2 separate regions of the Mus musculus genome follow, and region 1 is linked to region 2. The links are chromatin loops, found by intact Hi-C in ENCODE. Cell type or tissue: left cerebral cortex. All regions are shown on one strand. Links, peaks and the distances in the headings refer to the core of each region. The heading gives the core; the rest is flanking DNA.

Region 1 (7,867 bases), core at 1,911-6,910, 180 kb before region 2:
TGGAGCTAACTGGCCCAATCTAAGTCAAGAGGTCAAGCAAGCCAGGATTAAGGAACACTGCTTTCGGATGGGTACCACATTCCTCTGTGTGCTCTCAGGTACAATGTCTTAATTCTGAAATAGGTTAACTCAGGATAACCACAATCGTGCGGGAGGGGACTTAACACTTCACCATTCCTGTACTCGTATGGTGAGGCAAGGAAATAGGAAGTTGGAGACTAATCTGGGATACAAACAAGTTTAGATTTTATCTGGATTAGTAACGTTGTCTTTAAAAAAAAAAGGAAAGAAAGAAAAGGATAGAAAAGTCACTTTCTAAGAGCACTTTCTTCTCTTGCAGGGAACTCTTGTGTGTTTCCGTGCCCCGGGAGCCATAGTAGTTGCTTATATTTCCTGGGGGATCCTGTGCCTCTGGTCTCCCATGAGACCTGCAAATCTTGTGTATATATCTACCAAACACAGACATGACTATGCACAAATAAAAATAAATATGCAAAGGAGGAATGAAAATCCTGAGGAAGGACAATGTTAATTTTTACTCTGGATTGCCACAGCTTCAGGAGTTTCATATGTCTTGCTCCAGTGTTTAATCAAAGAGCCCCAAAACATTGTGCTGGATATATTTTGTCCACACTTGACTCACACTAAGGTCACTTGAGGGGAAGGAAGCTCATCTAAAGAAATACTTTTATCAGAATACATTGTAGGCCAGTCTGTAAGACATTGTCTTGATGACTGGCGTGTAACAGCACAGTTCATGAGAGGTGCTTCTCTCTGGCACATGGCCCTGTGTTTACCCTGAACAAACTATTAGCAGCTTTCCTCCACGATCTCTGATTCTAGTTCTGTCTCCAAATTCCTGTCTTGAATTTCTGCCATGACTTCTCTCAATGAGGGATTATGATGGGGAAATGTTGGTCAAATAAACCCTTTCTTCCACAAATTTATATTGGTCATTGTAAAATACAATACAAACTAATATAGCCTTCATCAAAGACTTTGAGTCTTTCGGAGAGTTGAGAGGCAACATAATGTCTAAAAAAATTCTATCCATATATATGTATATATTATACATACATGCATATGTATCTTATTCTATCTATCTATCAATCTGTTTTGTTTTGTTTTGTGCTTTGTTTTTTCTGACACAGGGTTTCCTTGTGTAATAGTCCAGGCTGTGCTGAACTTGCTTTGTATACCAGGCTGGCCTCAAACTCACAGAGATCCTTCTTCCTCTGTCTCCTCAGTGTGATCAAAAGTGTGCACCAACATGCCTGGATGTCTGCTTATGTTTTAAATTGTGAGCTCTCTAGTAAATCACACATTCTACAGTTTGTAGACTCTAAGCAACTACTTGGTTTTCCATTGAGATTTACTTTAAGAAACAAAGGTCTGCTTTGTATTTTAACAAGTGTGCTTTTTTGATAATTTACCACAGGCATCTCAGTAACGGATACCCATCACTTTCTGATCAGAAAATTCTATTGGATCAGACTAATTATTTTAACGGATTTTGGTTGACTATTTGGAGGTTGGCTTTACTTTCGGATTTCCCAAGTTCAAAATCTTTCTTTTCTTCTTTTTTTTTTTTTTTTTAAGTTGAATATTTTCTACATTCAAAATCTTTCCTTCCTTCCTTCCTTCCTTTCTCCCTCCCTCTCCTCTTCTCTCCTCTCCTCTCCTCTCCTCTCCTCTCCTCTCCTCTCTTCTCCTCTCCTCTCTTCTCTTCTCTGTTTTCTTCCCTCAGTCCCTCCCTCCTCTCTCTCTTTTTCTTTCTTTCTTTCTTTCTTTCTTTCTTTCTTTCTTTCTTTCTTTCTTTCTCTCTCTCTCTCTCTCTTTCTTTCTTTCTTTCTTTCTTTCTTTTTTTCTTTCCTCCCTCCCTTCCTTCCTTCCTTCCTTCCTTCCTTCCTCCCTCCCTCTCCTCTTCTCTCCTCTCCTCTCCTCTCCTCTCCTCTCCTCTCCTCTCCTCTCTTCTCTTCTCTGTTTTCTTCCCTCAGTCCCTCCCTCCTCTCTCTCTTTTTTTTTCTTTCTTTCTTTCTTTCTTTCTTTCTTTCTTTCTCTCTCTCTCTTTCTTTCTTTCTTTCTTTCTTTCTTTTTTTCTTTCCTCCCTCCCTTCCTTCCTTCCTCCCTCCCTCCCTCCCTCCCTCCTTTCTCTCTCTCTCTCTCTCAAAGAAAACAAGAAATGCATTTAACAGTCATCTCCAGAGAGTAGCTGGGATTCCATAGACCAATGTACTCTTCCCGTTGTCAGAAAGGCTTTGCTACTCCATTTTCTGTGGTCATATTTGGACCTTACTGGATTTTCCTTTTTTTGTATGGAAAACAGTAATGGTGCCACCCTTTTCTAACATGGCTCTTCCATTCTTGTTTTTATCACCAAATGCAAGCCATCACATTTGGTGTGTTTTTCAGAAAATTCATGTTTATCTGTCATTATTTAGGCTTCCCACCAGTTGTGATTGTACTGGGACAGGAGGTAGAGTGGAGAGTGAAGCTGAGAAGACCCTGTCCCCCCCAAGGATGAAAATTTAGCATATGGAAAAAAAGATTGTTATTTGTCACTCGGAGGAGAATGATTCTGTAAAGTCTGAAGATGGCCTCAAAAATTTATCACTTGGGAGATTGGGAATACCAGTGAGACTGAACTGTAGGAAACTGTAAACCAATAAATATGTAATGGCACAGTGAGAAAGCCCCTGCTATTCAGATGATCCTGGAGCTATTTATGAGAGACAAAACCTCATTTCTTTGGATAGTCAACTTTTTGCTCTGGGTGGCTTCCTTCCTTGAATGTATACTCCTTAAAAAACTATTCTGACTTTTAATGCAACTGTGTATCTCTGTTCAACTTTTTGTTCTTGGACAGAAAAATGTGGGATCTTTGGGAAATCTACTTGTATTGACCTAGGTAGATAATTCATGTCAGGTATGATAATTCTGCTCATGAGAAAATGAAGGATTATGAAAATTCCTATAATCTTTCATGTTTGGGAGATTTACCAATACAGAAGAAAGAACAACACGTTTCAATGATAGGAGTAGACATTAAAAGATCCATATACTCATAAGGCATATGGATGTGACAATTAAATTAGGATGGCACCCTCATACCTTGCAAAGCAGAGTGGAAGGAGGGTTCAGTAAGGACTGTGCCTCCAGTGCTCTCGGGTCTAGTTTGAAAGATTTCAAAGCTGATTTAAGAGGAATATCTAGTTTTACACAGAGGTTATTGGCCCATGACCTTAAAAACATATCCCCATTATTAAAGACACAGACTTGATTTAATCTCTGTAAGGTTTCACATCTACCCCTAAGAGGACTAAAATTATGTTTGCTATTTATTTCTCTATAAAAAACCTGTAAGAATAATTGAAAGACAAAAATAGTCATTTCCAAACTCTTGGACATCTCTAATAGATCATTTTAAGGAACACAATTTCATTTCTACAAGCATGGAGTCCACTCCTCCCCCATCCCCATCCACCAACAAAAGCTTATATAGCTCAGCCTATCCTCAAACTCACTATGTTCCTGAGAATTATCTATACCTGACCTTCCTGCTTCAACCATCCTATGCAGTGCTGGAATTACAACAGTGCATTGCCACCAGCCCATTGTAGTCCCCAAGATCAAACCCAGGGTTTTTATATGCATCAAGCACTTCACCCAGTAAATATTCACATGCAGTTTTAATGTTTCTCTATGAATCTCCAGAAACTCAGAGTCTTTGAATTCTGTGGCGCTCTTCTTGAAGAGTGATTCTAAAACATTGCTTTGGGTCATCCACTCATTCACAGAGCAGAAGAAACTGTTCTTTTCCTTTCTAGAAGAGTAATGCAGATGTGGAAAACAATACAGCATGAGTATTTACTGTATTAGCATTTTATGGAAGTATTTGGTTAGATATTAGTGTGTGACTCTTCATTAGTACATGAAACCACCAAATCCTTTGACTAAGAACTGTCAGTGTGAGGTGGGGGTGCATGCATGATATTTTGAGGTACATATAACTATGATGTGCTAAGGATAATAGATTTTCTGTGCAATGTTTATTAACTAAAAAACATACATGCAAGAAATCCTGAGATTCAGTGAAAGCATAGTAAACATAAAGAGCAGCCCCTTTCCCCCATCCCTGTTCCCAGAGCTCCTGATGTCTATGTGTAATTCAAGCAGAAGGCCCACACCTTTGGGATGCATATCCTTTACATCTTCTAATCTTTCAGCGCTACAGTCCTGTAACATTTTGAGGTTTTACTTCCCCCTGGTCAGCCTGAATGCTAAAAAAAAAAAGTTCAGATTCTTAGGCATACGTACCTAAGTCAATAAAAAGTCTCAGAACAGGAAATAGTAAGTGTTCTTAAAATTGTACTTAAAACCTTGGATTCAGTGGTCCTAAACCTTCCTGATGCTGGGACCCTTTACTACAGCACCTCATGTTGTGGTTACCCTCACCCATAAAGTTATTTCACTGCTGCTTAACTGTAATTTTGATACTGTTATGAATTGTAATGTAAATATCTGAAATAATACGGGGGGTGTCCCGATTTATAGGTTCACGAGACTAATAACATTACTTTCTATTTGGTCTGATAAAAGACAAATTTCTTTTTTCACAATACATAAATTGTCACTCTTGAGGGCAATGTGTTGAATTTTCAACTGCTGGCTCTGCTCTTGTCTTAGGACCCGCCTTGTCTCCTCAGCCTTTTCATAGGATAAACGCCAGAAGGGCGGGAATTGACCATGGTTCACGCCCCCTTCCCTTCAGGTTTTCAAACAGGTCCGCATTGGTATTATAAAAGCCAGGAAGGCCGCTTGTTACAGTCACTGGCTAGTGAGCTTCCTTCCTAGTTTGCTAACATGTCTGGACGCGGGAAAGGCGGCAAGGGTCTTGGTAAGGGTGGTGCTAAGCGCCACCGCAAAGTTCTGCGCGACAACATCCAGGGCATCACCAAGCCCGCCATCCGCCGCCTGGCCCGGCGCGGAGGAGTGAAGCGCATCTCCGGCCTCATCTACGAGGAGACCCGTGGTGTGCTGAAGGTGTTCCTGGAGAACGTGATCCGCGACGCCGTCACCTACACGGAGCACGCCAAGCGCAAGACCGTCACCGCCATGGACGTTGTCTACGCGCTCAAGCGCCAGGGTCGCACCCTCTACGGATTCGGCGGCTAAACGTACTCATTTATTTTTCTTCACCCAAAAACCAAAGGCCCTTTTCAGGGCCACTACCTTCTCACTTAAAGGAGCTGCTCTTAGGTGGTTTTCTGGAATGGGGTGGGTGCTGGGACTGGCTCGATACATAGTATCTGTTTAGGCAGGTCCACCTGTCTATCTTCAGTATTGATAGCCTAAAAGCAGGCCTGTTGTCTCATTCTTTAATGCTGACATTCTCAGGAGAGGGCTGAGGGTCAGTCAAGATCCTTTTTTCCAAGTCCCTTAAGGTATAGATGCTATCCTGTCTCAAAACCAAACCCTCTAATCAATCCAGGCCTTGGAAACCTAGGAACACTGAATTATGTTCAAGTTTTCTAACCTGGAGCTTTCTACAATTTCTTCCCCTCCCTCCTTTCATTCTTTCCATGTATTCTGTGTAATAGCCCTGGCCTGGAACTTACTCTATACACCAGGCTCACAGATATCTTCCTACCTCTGCCTCCCACGTACTGGGATTAAAATCGTGGTCCACCACACCCAGCTTTCTCTAACTTCCTAATCTGTAAAATAAGCACCAGAGATTGACGTGTAAATCTTCTATCTATTCCTCAAGGAAAACTTCATATGGTCCAGGACTTCATTAACTTTCGTCAGCATTATCAGTTGTTCCCAAAGAGTCACCAGAGAAGAAACATCAGTGTCTGCTAAGAACTTAAAAAATTTTTTTTATTTGTGTTTATATATTTCTTACCTTTATATACACTTTAGGGACTAAACTCAGGCCACCAGGCACACGGAGCACATGCTTTAGCTGTCCCTCCAGCCCTTCCCTCCAAGAATTAAAAAAAAAAAAAAAAAAGACCCAGACCTTGTAGTCAATAAAAACTTGGGTAAATATCTTCAGTATTTAGCTTCAGACCCTGGGACAAGTTAACATATTTTACATATCAAAGCGGACCTGGTCTCCAGGTTCTCCCAGCTTCCCACAGTCCCTATCTGGCACACCCTGCCCCCAACCCTGAAATTTCTAGCCCAGGGGATGGGCTGCCCTTCCCCCAGAGGCTCTTCCTTATGTAATTCAGACATTTTGGTCTTTCTGCTTTTTCTTTCCTCCCACATTTCCCCTTCTCTTCTCTCCTGGTGTATACCCCTTCTCTCTTTCTTTCCTCCAACCTCTGCCCATGGTGACTTCCCTGGCCTTGGGGCCAGTGAATTCTTCTGAGAGCAGCTTCCCAATAAACCTGCCTTTAATATAATCCAATCTGGCTTGAATCAGCTTATTTAGCTGGAGGAGAAGTAACTTACCAATCGATATGTCCTTCAACAAGCTCAACAGTCAATACTCACATCCACTTTTCTTTTGTTTTTCTATCTATTTTAAAGTAGAATCTTCTCTGTAGGCTGGCCAAGCCTCAATAGGAAGCTTAGGTAGAGAAAATTTGCACACAACAGAAACTGGAGGTGTCATGGGGAATTTCAACCAGTGGGAAAAGATTGAAAAACAAAACAATAACCAGAGAGGAACTGTATGAGGGTGGGCTTTTTGTTTTGTTTTGTTTTTCAGACAGGGTTTCTCTTTGTAGCCCTGGCTGTCCTGGCAGGCTGTCCTGGAACTCAGAAATCTGTCTGCCTCTGCCTGCTAAGTGCTGAGATTAAAGGTGTGTGCCACCACTGCCTGGCATGAGGTTGGGCTTTATGGAGAGGTAGTGAGTACTACTGTACTGCAATTCTGGTTTGAAGATCAGTGGGGATGGCTGAAAGGCTCTGAGCACACTCAATCAGGAATGCTTTAATAAGGAACACAACAGCAGGCATGGGAGTACACATTTCAGTGCACAGCAGGTTCAATCAGGAATGCTTTAATAATGAACAGTACAGCAGCAGGCTTGGAGGTACACATGCCAGTGCACAGCAGACAGTCAGGCTGAAGTCTATGAGGCCAGCTTGGTTTAGTGAGTTTCATACTTTGTCCCAAGAAACAAACAAACCAACAAATCACAAACAAGAAAGGAGGAACACTACAAGTTGTAGAGATCTACACCTATAATTGCATATTTAGAAGGGTGAAGCAGAGAGTTTTAGTTTGGGTTTCATAGTTGAATTACAGGGTAGCCAGGGCTACAGACTGAAATCTTGTTACAAAGAAAACAGCTAAACAAAACAAAGGGAAACAAAATATTACCATGAAGGTTTAACTCTTCACAAGGAAGTTTCAGTATTGTTTCTAAAGTAACTGTGAGTAAAGTTGACTTGTAATTAAAAAAAAAAAAACCGTTAAAAAAAACCCACATTGTGTGTGTGTGTTCTATTTGCTCTGGGATGTCTGTAGGTCAGAGGACCTATTTTGTAGGTGCTAGGGGACATACTCAGGTGTTCATTTTTGGTGGCAAAACACTTTACACAGTGAGTAGCCTCTTGGAGTACAGTTGCAATTTTGTTACTTTAAAGTGGATAGTTTCTTTGTATTTATTTTGAAAGCTTAGGAAGGATGTTGCATAAAGGCACTTTACCCAGCTTCAGAAGGGAGCCATGGTAGAGGCTGGATGGAGGCAAGACTAGCTCTGGAACTGGGCCTTTAGTTCCATCCCCAATACCTGTGATACTTCCAACACCCAGCACTTCCTGATACTTCTACTTCCTACTTTTTCTCTCTCACAAGATTGAGTCAGGGTCCCTCCCTGCTGGACCAAGAGCTCAAACTCAGAAGCTG
Region 2 (7,867 bases), core at 1,178-6,177:
CTGTTTTCCTGTAGAACACAGGCCCACCAGCCCAGGAACCGCACCACCTACAATGTGCAGGACCCTTCCCTCATAAGGCACTAATTAAGAAATCCTCTACTGATTTGTCTACAGATTCATTTTATGGAGGAATTTTTTCAAATGAGGTTCCTCCTGTATGATGGCTCTAGTTTGTGTCAAGTTGGAATAAAACTATCCAGCACAAATAGTAACAGGTAAAAATATTTATGTAGTACTTCTTTGAAACAATCTCTTCTAATGTAGTACCCAAGCAAACAAACTGTGGGCACCATTATCAGACAAGTTTTATAAGTATAAAGGGGGAACAGGAAAATGACCAGTTCCAATATCTCTGAATTCATTACTTTGAACGAGAGCATACACTGTGTAGGGGTGGCAAAATAGAATACAAGCATCATGCAGTTTTCCCGCTCTAATAAAAAATATAGCAATCCAAACCAGCAATGAATGGATTCCAGACAGGGAATAGCCAAGTGCATCTATATGACTAGGCAAAGGGGCTTGACCTATGTTGACAAGTAGAATTTTAATAAATTCTACTTATACCGATTCTATTTCAATTTCTATTAAAAAAATTCTCTTGTAATTTATTTTTAAAAGTATCTTTCACATTTGAATTTTTAGGTTTTAAGAAACAATAATCACATGGTCTTTTGGCACCTGTTGAATTTTTTAAAAAGATGTTTTAAACCTAAATACTTTACAGGGGTATTTGTTTTAATCCTCCAGGTACTGGTCCATAAAAATGTAACTCCTTGCTAAAATCCTTATAGAACAATATAACATATAATAAAAGCAGTATACTCAAATCTGGGGAAACCTGAGAGACTCCATGTCTGCATGTGCCCTATACAGTACTCCAGAGTCACCGCCCTGAAATGGGCTGAGCAAAAGAAGCCTTTGGTCCCCGCCCACTTGAAGTTCTCAACCAGGTCCGATAAGAGCCTATAATAACACAGCGAATTCTTAGTTCACCAGCTTCCTACTGAAAGCTTGTAAGAATTTAACTATGTCTGGTCGCGGCAAGGGAGGAAAAGGCCTGGGCAAAGGTGGCGCTAAGCGCCATCGCAAAGTGCTGCGCGACAACATCCAGGGCATCACCAAGCCCGCCATCCGCCGCCTGGCCCGGCGCGGGGGAGTGAAGCGCATCTCCGGCCTCATCTACGAGGAGACCCGCGGTGTGCTGAAGGTGTTCCTGGAGAACGTGATCCGCGACGCCGTCACCTACACGGAGCACGCCAAGCGCAAGACCGTCACCGCCATGGACGTGGTCTACGCGCTCAAGCGCCAGGGCCGCACCCTCTACGGATTCGGGGGTTAAGGGACTAAAGCGATTTTCTTAACTGTTACAAAAGGTCCTTTTCAGGACCACTCACTGAATTCCTTAAAAAGCTGTGCATTTTGCTCCCTCACCCTTCCCCCACACTGGCAGCGGCCCTCACTAATAGCTTCAGCTTTAACTCAGGCTGTGGATAGTCAGCATAGTTGAGATTCCCCACCCCCACCCCTCCAGGCTGAATTTGTGCACAAAGTACAGCCTCACCTTGTACAAATTGTTAAAAGTAGGACACTTCAAGGCTCTTTTCTCAGGATTGGTTCAAGGACGGTTAAACAGTCTTGAAAACCTGGAATTTTGGGGAAAGGTGTTAGAACCTCTAGGTTCAACGACTCATTACCACCGCCTGAAAATAACCTTGGGTAGGTGAACAAAGGTAACCATCCAGATGAGAATTTACTAAAGAAACAGGCTCATCGGGTCCTGGAGGTAAAAACAATTGAGTAAAGAGTGAAGCTTTGATACACATGATGTTTTCTTGACCAGCCCTTTCAAACAGTTCATTAAAACAAATATTGACATAAAATCTACATCGTATTAATTACTACAGGTAATGCCAGGATAATATAAAATGTAAGGATGTGTAATACAGGTTATTTTGTATATACCACTGACACCATGTACAGGGCTTCAACATTTTCATATAGTGGTATGGGTCTTTAATTCTGTTCCCATGAATTTTGACAGTCGACTAAATAGTGAAACTAAATGAGATTAATGGCATAAAACACAATGTAGTGTAACATTTGTAGCGTGAAGAAACAAACTGATTTACATCCAAAACGAAGTTTTAGCCAACACACTACACACTGACCAACAGCTGTCATCCCAGTACTCCAGAAATGGATGCAGAAGTCAGCATATGTTCTGTGCCATTCAGAGACTCAGAAATGATAGTATATGCCAGTATGTGTTATATACTCTTAGTTCTTGGACCCTTTCATCAGCCCTAGAACTGCATCTTGTTAACAATGGAACACTAAAAAAAATACACAATTGTTGTTAATAGCACAGGGTAGAACTATTCAGGCATTTGTGATTAACTCTCTTTTCTGTAGCCTCTTTGTTAAAACACTTTTCTTCCTGCTATAACGCATAGGTACTGTAAAATAGTTTATGTTCAAATATAACTCCATGGCCTGCTTGAGATGCTAGAACCAACCATCTTGCTGCAGTGTCAAAATCTATAACAGTGTCTGCTTCTTGCCACTCAACATCCCAGCAGAATTAGAATTTTGCTCAAGTAATTCTGAGTTACCATACTAGTCACAATAAATAGTGCTGCCTTAAAAAACACAGTTCTCATTTCAAATAGAATTAAGAGATGTTTTACTTGAGAGCTAAATATGAATGCTCATGGCCTAGGAACACAAATTCAGATTCTTCCAAGTACTGTAGTTTGCTTTGGGAGTGTTCCATGACATTTTACTAGTTATACTTGACTTTTTTTAATATTATTGTTTTAGATGGTTTGCCTACATGTATTTCTGTGCCTCTTTTATGATTGGTACTCAGAGACCAGCAGTGGGAACTGGGACTCCTGGGACTGCAGTTACAAGAGATTTTGAGACACCATGTGGGTGCGGGTGCGGGTGCGGGTGCTAGGAATCAAATGTAGGTCCTCTGGAAGAGCAGCCAGTGCTCTTAACCACCGAACCATCTGTTCACTCTTCTTTTATCTTTTAAATTTTACATTTAAAAAATTATTTTGTGATCTTGTGTGTGTGTTAGTGTACACATACGAAAGCATACGTGTGGGTATCAGAGGATAACTTAGGAAAATTGAGTCTCTCCTTCTAGCTCCAAGAGCTTAAATTCAGGTCTTCAAGCTTGGCAGCAACTTTATCAGATAAATCATGTCACTGAGTTCTTTTGTCTTGGTATATAAATCATGTTAGCCTGGAACTTACTATGTAGCCCAGTCTCATCTTAAATTCATGACCTATATGAAGGGTTTTTAAAGTGAATATACATCATGAATCATTTTATGCACATCCCCAGGCAAAAGCCACACTATGGTGCTGCCATAATTAATTCCTCAATTAGGAATGACAATTGGTAATGTAAGGAAAAGTGAGAGGTTCCTATCCACAGTAGAGGTCCACCAAGGAGATATATATGTTAGGAATATTTTGGAAAAAGGCCAAGCCACCTTAAAGGCCCACGTGATTACTGCGATCCAAGATCTGCATCTACATGACATTTACTGCTCATGAGAATCCATTGTTTTCTGCTGGCCTCAGGGAGCGGCTGGCACATTACCTAATAGCAAAGAAATACCTCCCAAAGGAATTTAGAGGAGGGATAAAATGATCAATCACCATCAAGAGAGATCACATTTTCTTGTTCTTCTGTCTGCTCTCCTCCTGAAACTTTCCAGGATGTATTATCCATGAATTATATGCATTAGTTTAAGATGAAGCTATGCTGAATAGTTCATTTTTCTACCAGAAATTCACGGTTGGAAAACAGGAATTCCCAAATCAAGGAGAGATACTTAGACCTAGCTAATAGCGACAGGATGAGGTTCAAAACTCTCCTTTTTAAATGATGACTAAAATAAAGACAATCGAAAGAAAAAATACATAGACAACAAAACCACAAGAAGATGAAGATGGAGGAGGAAGGCAAAAAAGTGCCAGCAAGCTGGGTGTGGTGGTAAACAGTAATGCTAGAACTTGGGTGAAGGATCAAGTTGTCTAGGCCATTCATTGCAGGAAAAGTTATTTTCCTATTTTCAGTCACAAAGTGAGCTCACATCCCCTTCACCTGTGCTCTCAAACTGTCACTGCTTCACCCCAAAATTGTAGCAGCTTTCCTCAATCTGCCTACACTGGCCAATCACATTAACAAAAATCAGACTACAGGAAGCTATTCCAAGAACACCCCTGCCTTTACCAACCTTGGCCACGGGGTGAAGCTGTAAAGGGGGTCATGAAATGGAAGCTACTATACTTACACGGCATTAGAGTTCTCAAATACAATGCCATTTATCTTAGTTGTGTAATCACCATGTTAAGACATGAATCCGCTGGGACTCTGCCTGTTCTGAGAAAGAGAAACAAAACAAAACAAAAAACAATTTTTGCCATTGCATTGTTGGCAAAAAGGCCACATCTCAGGGCAAATGGTTGAGAATTATGAGGAATGTTTAGTTCTGCCTTACATGGACTTTACTTGAACCCCGCCCGGACTTACAGACGTTTTTAATGTGGTTAGATGAGAACCATGCTTAACTGCTTTCCTATCCCTCACTCAGGCTTTCCTCAAGGAACAGAGTTTAGCTGCGCACACTTAATAAGGCAGTATTTCTTTTCCAAGAAAATGGTGCAAACTTGACCTTACAATTCTCCAAAGGCACTCAAGGTTTATTTACTCAATTTCTCTATATTCTGAGATGCCCAAGCTGTTAGGTGGTTCAGTATTACAGCGCTTTTTCAGGGAATGTGGGCGGCCCTGAGAAGGGCCTTTGGTTAGAAAATACAAATTAAAAAAGTCTTAGCCGCCGAATCCGTAGAGGGTGCGGCCCTGGCGCTTGAGCGCGTAGACCACGTCCATGGCGGTGACGGTCTTGCGCTTGGCGTGCTCCGTGTAGGTGACGGCGTCGCGGATCACGTTCTCCAGGAACACCTTCAGCACACCGCGGGTCTCCTCGTAGATGAGGCCGGAGATGCGCTTCACTCCCCCGCGCCGGGCCAGGCGGCGGATGGCGGGCTTGGTGATGCCCTGGATGTTATCGCGGAGAACCTTACGGTGGCGCTTAGCGCCGCCTTTGCCCAGGCCTTTTCCTCCCTTGCCGCGACCCGACATGTCTTAGGAAGAATGGAAAATGGAGTCAGAGCTGAGAGTCGGTCCTTTATATAGCTGCTTGGCCTTGATCTCCCACCCCCAACAGAATCACACAAACGAAAACCCGCCCGCCGGACGGTGACGTCATAAACCCCGCCAATAAGACCTGGCGGGAAAGAACCGAAAGCGCCCGGGCGGGAAAGTGACGTCACAAATCCCTCCCATCAACCATGCCCCGAAAGCGCGCCGGCGGGAAAATGACATCACAAACCCCGCCCCTCAGCCAAGACCCGAAAGCGCGCCGGCGGGAAAGCGACATCACTGATCCCTCCTCTCAGCCATGCCGGGAAAGACGCAAAAGCCCGCCGGCGGGAAAGTGACTTCACAAATTCCGCCCCTCAGTCACGACCAGAAAGCGCGCCGGCGGGAAAGTGATGTCACATATCTCGCCCATCAGCCCCGCCCCGAAAGCCGGACGGCGGGAAAAGTGACATCACAGACCCCTCTCTGGATCGGAGCCCTATAAGGACCGAAAGCCTGCGAGTAGGTCACGTCAGAGATCCGACCTGTACACTTTACGCATATTCCACGGGTAAAACCAGACAATCAGTTGACCTATTTTGTACTTGATATCAACTTTGGGCTGTTATAAACTCAAGTTTTGGGGAATATCCACCGTTATAGACACTAGGGAATATATAGGTTCGTTTAAGGATGGAGTAAATTACAGCCATTTTACTTGAAATCGTGTGTGGCTCTGAAAAGAGCCTTTGGTTAATTCCGTAGAACTGTACGGAACTGTACAATTACGCCCTCTCCCCGCGGATGCGGCGGGCCAGTTGGATGTCCTTGGGCATGATGGTGACACGCTTGGCGTGGATGGCGCACAGGTTGGTGTCCTCAAACAGACCCACAAGGTAGGCCTCACAGGCCTCCTGCAGAGCCATGACGGCCGAGCTCTGGAAGCGCAGGTCGGTCTTGAAGTCCTGCGCGATCTCGCGCACCAGGCGCTGGAACGGCAGCTTGCGGATCAGCAGCTCGGTCGACTTCTGGTAGCGCCGGATCTCGCGCAGCGCCACGGTGCCGGGACGGTAGCGGTGAGGCTTCTTCACGCCGCCGGTGGCCGGGGCGCTCTTGCGGGCGGCTTTGGTGGCTAGCTGCTTGCGCGGGGCCTTGCCGCCGGTGGACTTGCGAGCGGTCTGCTTAGTACGAGCCATAGCAAAAACTAGAAAGCAAGCTGGTGAGCACTTGGAGATGGTGAGTTCAGAACTACTATTTATAGTATGCAAAGGATAGTGATTGGATGAAAATACTGGTTATCTGTGACGTTTAAGACTCTGATTGGTTTATGTTTAAGAACTGCAGTTGAGGCTAAGGTAGTCTGCCGCGGTACTTATTTTTGTATGTGTGTGTTTTAAAGTAAATGGAATAAAATTCCAGTGACTGTTATCTTCTACAGCACATCTGCTTCCAAACACATTGCAGCTTGGACTTAGTGGCATTGAAGAATAGAGAACAATCTTGTTATCTTCATTATTGAAATGTAACAATGTGACTTCTACATTGAAGGAGAGTAGGCCAGATTCTACCTTTTGATTGGTTTACTGCCTTTCGTAAATAGCCACTAAAACAGCAGATTTAGAACTCTTCATTTGCGTGGAAAGTCTCCATTTTGTTGCAACCCACACTGTAAAGAAATGGAGAGAAACATGGGAGTAAAAGTACAGACGTCTGACTCGGGTTATTCTGAGCATTTCTTCATTAAATGGCTGTACTTGTATGGATGCTTTGAGTTCTTGCATTTGGAGCTTGAATTTTCAAAATACTTTCACGCATTTTTGGCCAGATATCACTGATACGTTCGAAAACAATTTTTTAACTATAAACTATAGAAATCGTCATACCATGTTAGGATTGCACTTTTAAATTCTTTAAAAAAAAAAATGGGCAAGACTTTCCCAGAGCTATTGTGTACTTGCATATCCTGGGAAAAGTCGTGTCCTGCCTTTTCTCTTTTTATTTGAGCCACTACTGGCTCACAATATGAAATCACTGTCGCAAGCTGACACTCCTTAAAAGAACACTAAGCCTCTTGCATAACTAAAATATAAAGTAACGATACATTGCTCCCATTACTGCCAAGAATCAATACTGAAACCCGCAGAGAAGGCCCACAAGCTGGCTTTCTGGGTTTTAATTGACTAATTTACAGCCACCTTTCACTAGTTGAGCTCCTTTTTGATAGGCATCTACCACTTTCTGATGATAAAACAGGAGAGTACAAGGAGAATCTGCTGTGGTTGAAATTCCACCTCAAGCAGCCAGCCGGAGAAGTTTTGAGGCCGCCTCCTCTACCTGCAAAAACACGAAGCTAGGTCGGTGGAATCGCAAAGGAGTTAGTTTCTGAAATCTTGCAGGCAGACAGGCGCACGGGAGGCGGGGCCTTAGGGTCCAGGGGGCGGGCGTTAGCATTCACCAATCACAGCACAGCACTGCTCTATAAATACTCCGTGCAGGGGCCTTGTCTTTCTACTTCTTTTCTTCGTCTTGGGTATAGCTGTTGTTTATTCATCAGCAACCATGTCGGAGACGGCGCCAGTCGCTCAGGCTGCTTCTACTGCCACGGAGAAACCTGCTGCTGCAAAGAAGACCAAGAAGCCGGCAAAAGCTGCCGCTCCTCGGAAGAAGCCCGCGGGACCTTCGGTGTCGGAGCTCATCGTG

Evidence for each region. Hi-C counts contacts between places; a loop is a spot of excess contacts. Peaks named below come from ENCODE experiments on the same cell type or tissue, not always from the same donor. Only the 100,000 strongest peaks of a DNase experiment are listed, where the experiment ranks them.
Region 1: it touches region 2 in a loop (4-fold over the local background); 5 of 42 quality-filtered maps call a loop at or near these places.

Annotation. Positions count from the first base shown.
Region 1 is chr13:23,576,739-23,584,605 of GRCm38, forward strand. H4c4 (H4 clustered histone 4) reads left to right here and starts at 4,830. Exons shown (of 1, transcript NM_175654.3): 1 at 4,830-5,231. The coding sequence starts at 4,864. The coding sequence ends at 5,175. It overlaps H2bc6 (H2B clustered histone 6), which reads right to left. Exons shown (of 2, transcript NM_001177653.1): 2 at 6,932-7,867. In left cerebral cortex, for the core only: no CTCF peak of the experiment used is centred there; a DNase peak (open chromatin) is centred at 4,791; H3K4me3 peaks cover 1,132 bases; H3K27ac peaks cover 1,435 bases.
Region 2 is chr13:23,755,991-23,763,857 of GRCm38, forward strand. It overlaps H4c2 (H4 clustered histone 2), which reads left to right and starts at 947. Exons shown (of 1, transcript NM_178193.2): 1 at 947-1,396. The coding sequence starts at 1,031. The coding sequence ends at 1,342. It overlaps H4c1 (H4 clustered histone 1), which reads right to left and starts at 5,259. Exons shown (of 1, transcript NM_178192.2): 1 at 4,805-5,259. The coding sequence starts at 5,167. The coding sequence ends at 4,856. H3c1 (H3 clustered histone 1) reads right to left here and starts at 6,396. Exons shown (of 1, transcript NM_013550.5): 1 at 5,895-6,396. The coding sequence starts at 6,363. The coding sequence ends at 5,953. H1f1 (H1.1 linker histone, cluster member) reads left to right here and starts at 7,678. Exons shown (of 1, transcript NM_030609.3): 1 at 7,678-7,867. The coding sequence starts at 7,727. In left cerebral cortex, for the core only: a CTCF peak has its summit at 4,255; DNase peaks (open chromatin) are centred at 5,374 and 6,063; H3K4me3 peaks cover 2,129 bases; H3K27ac peaks cover 2,548 bases.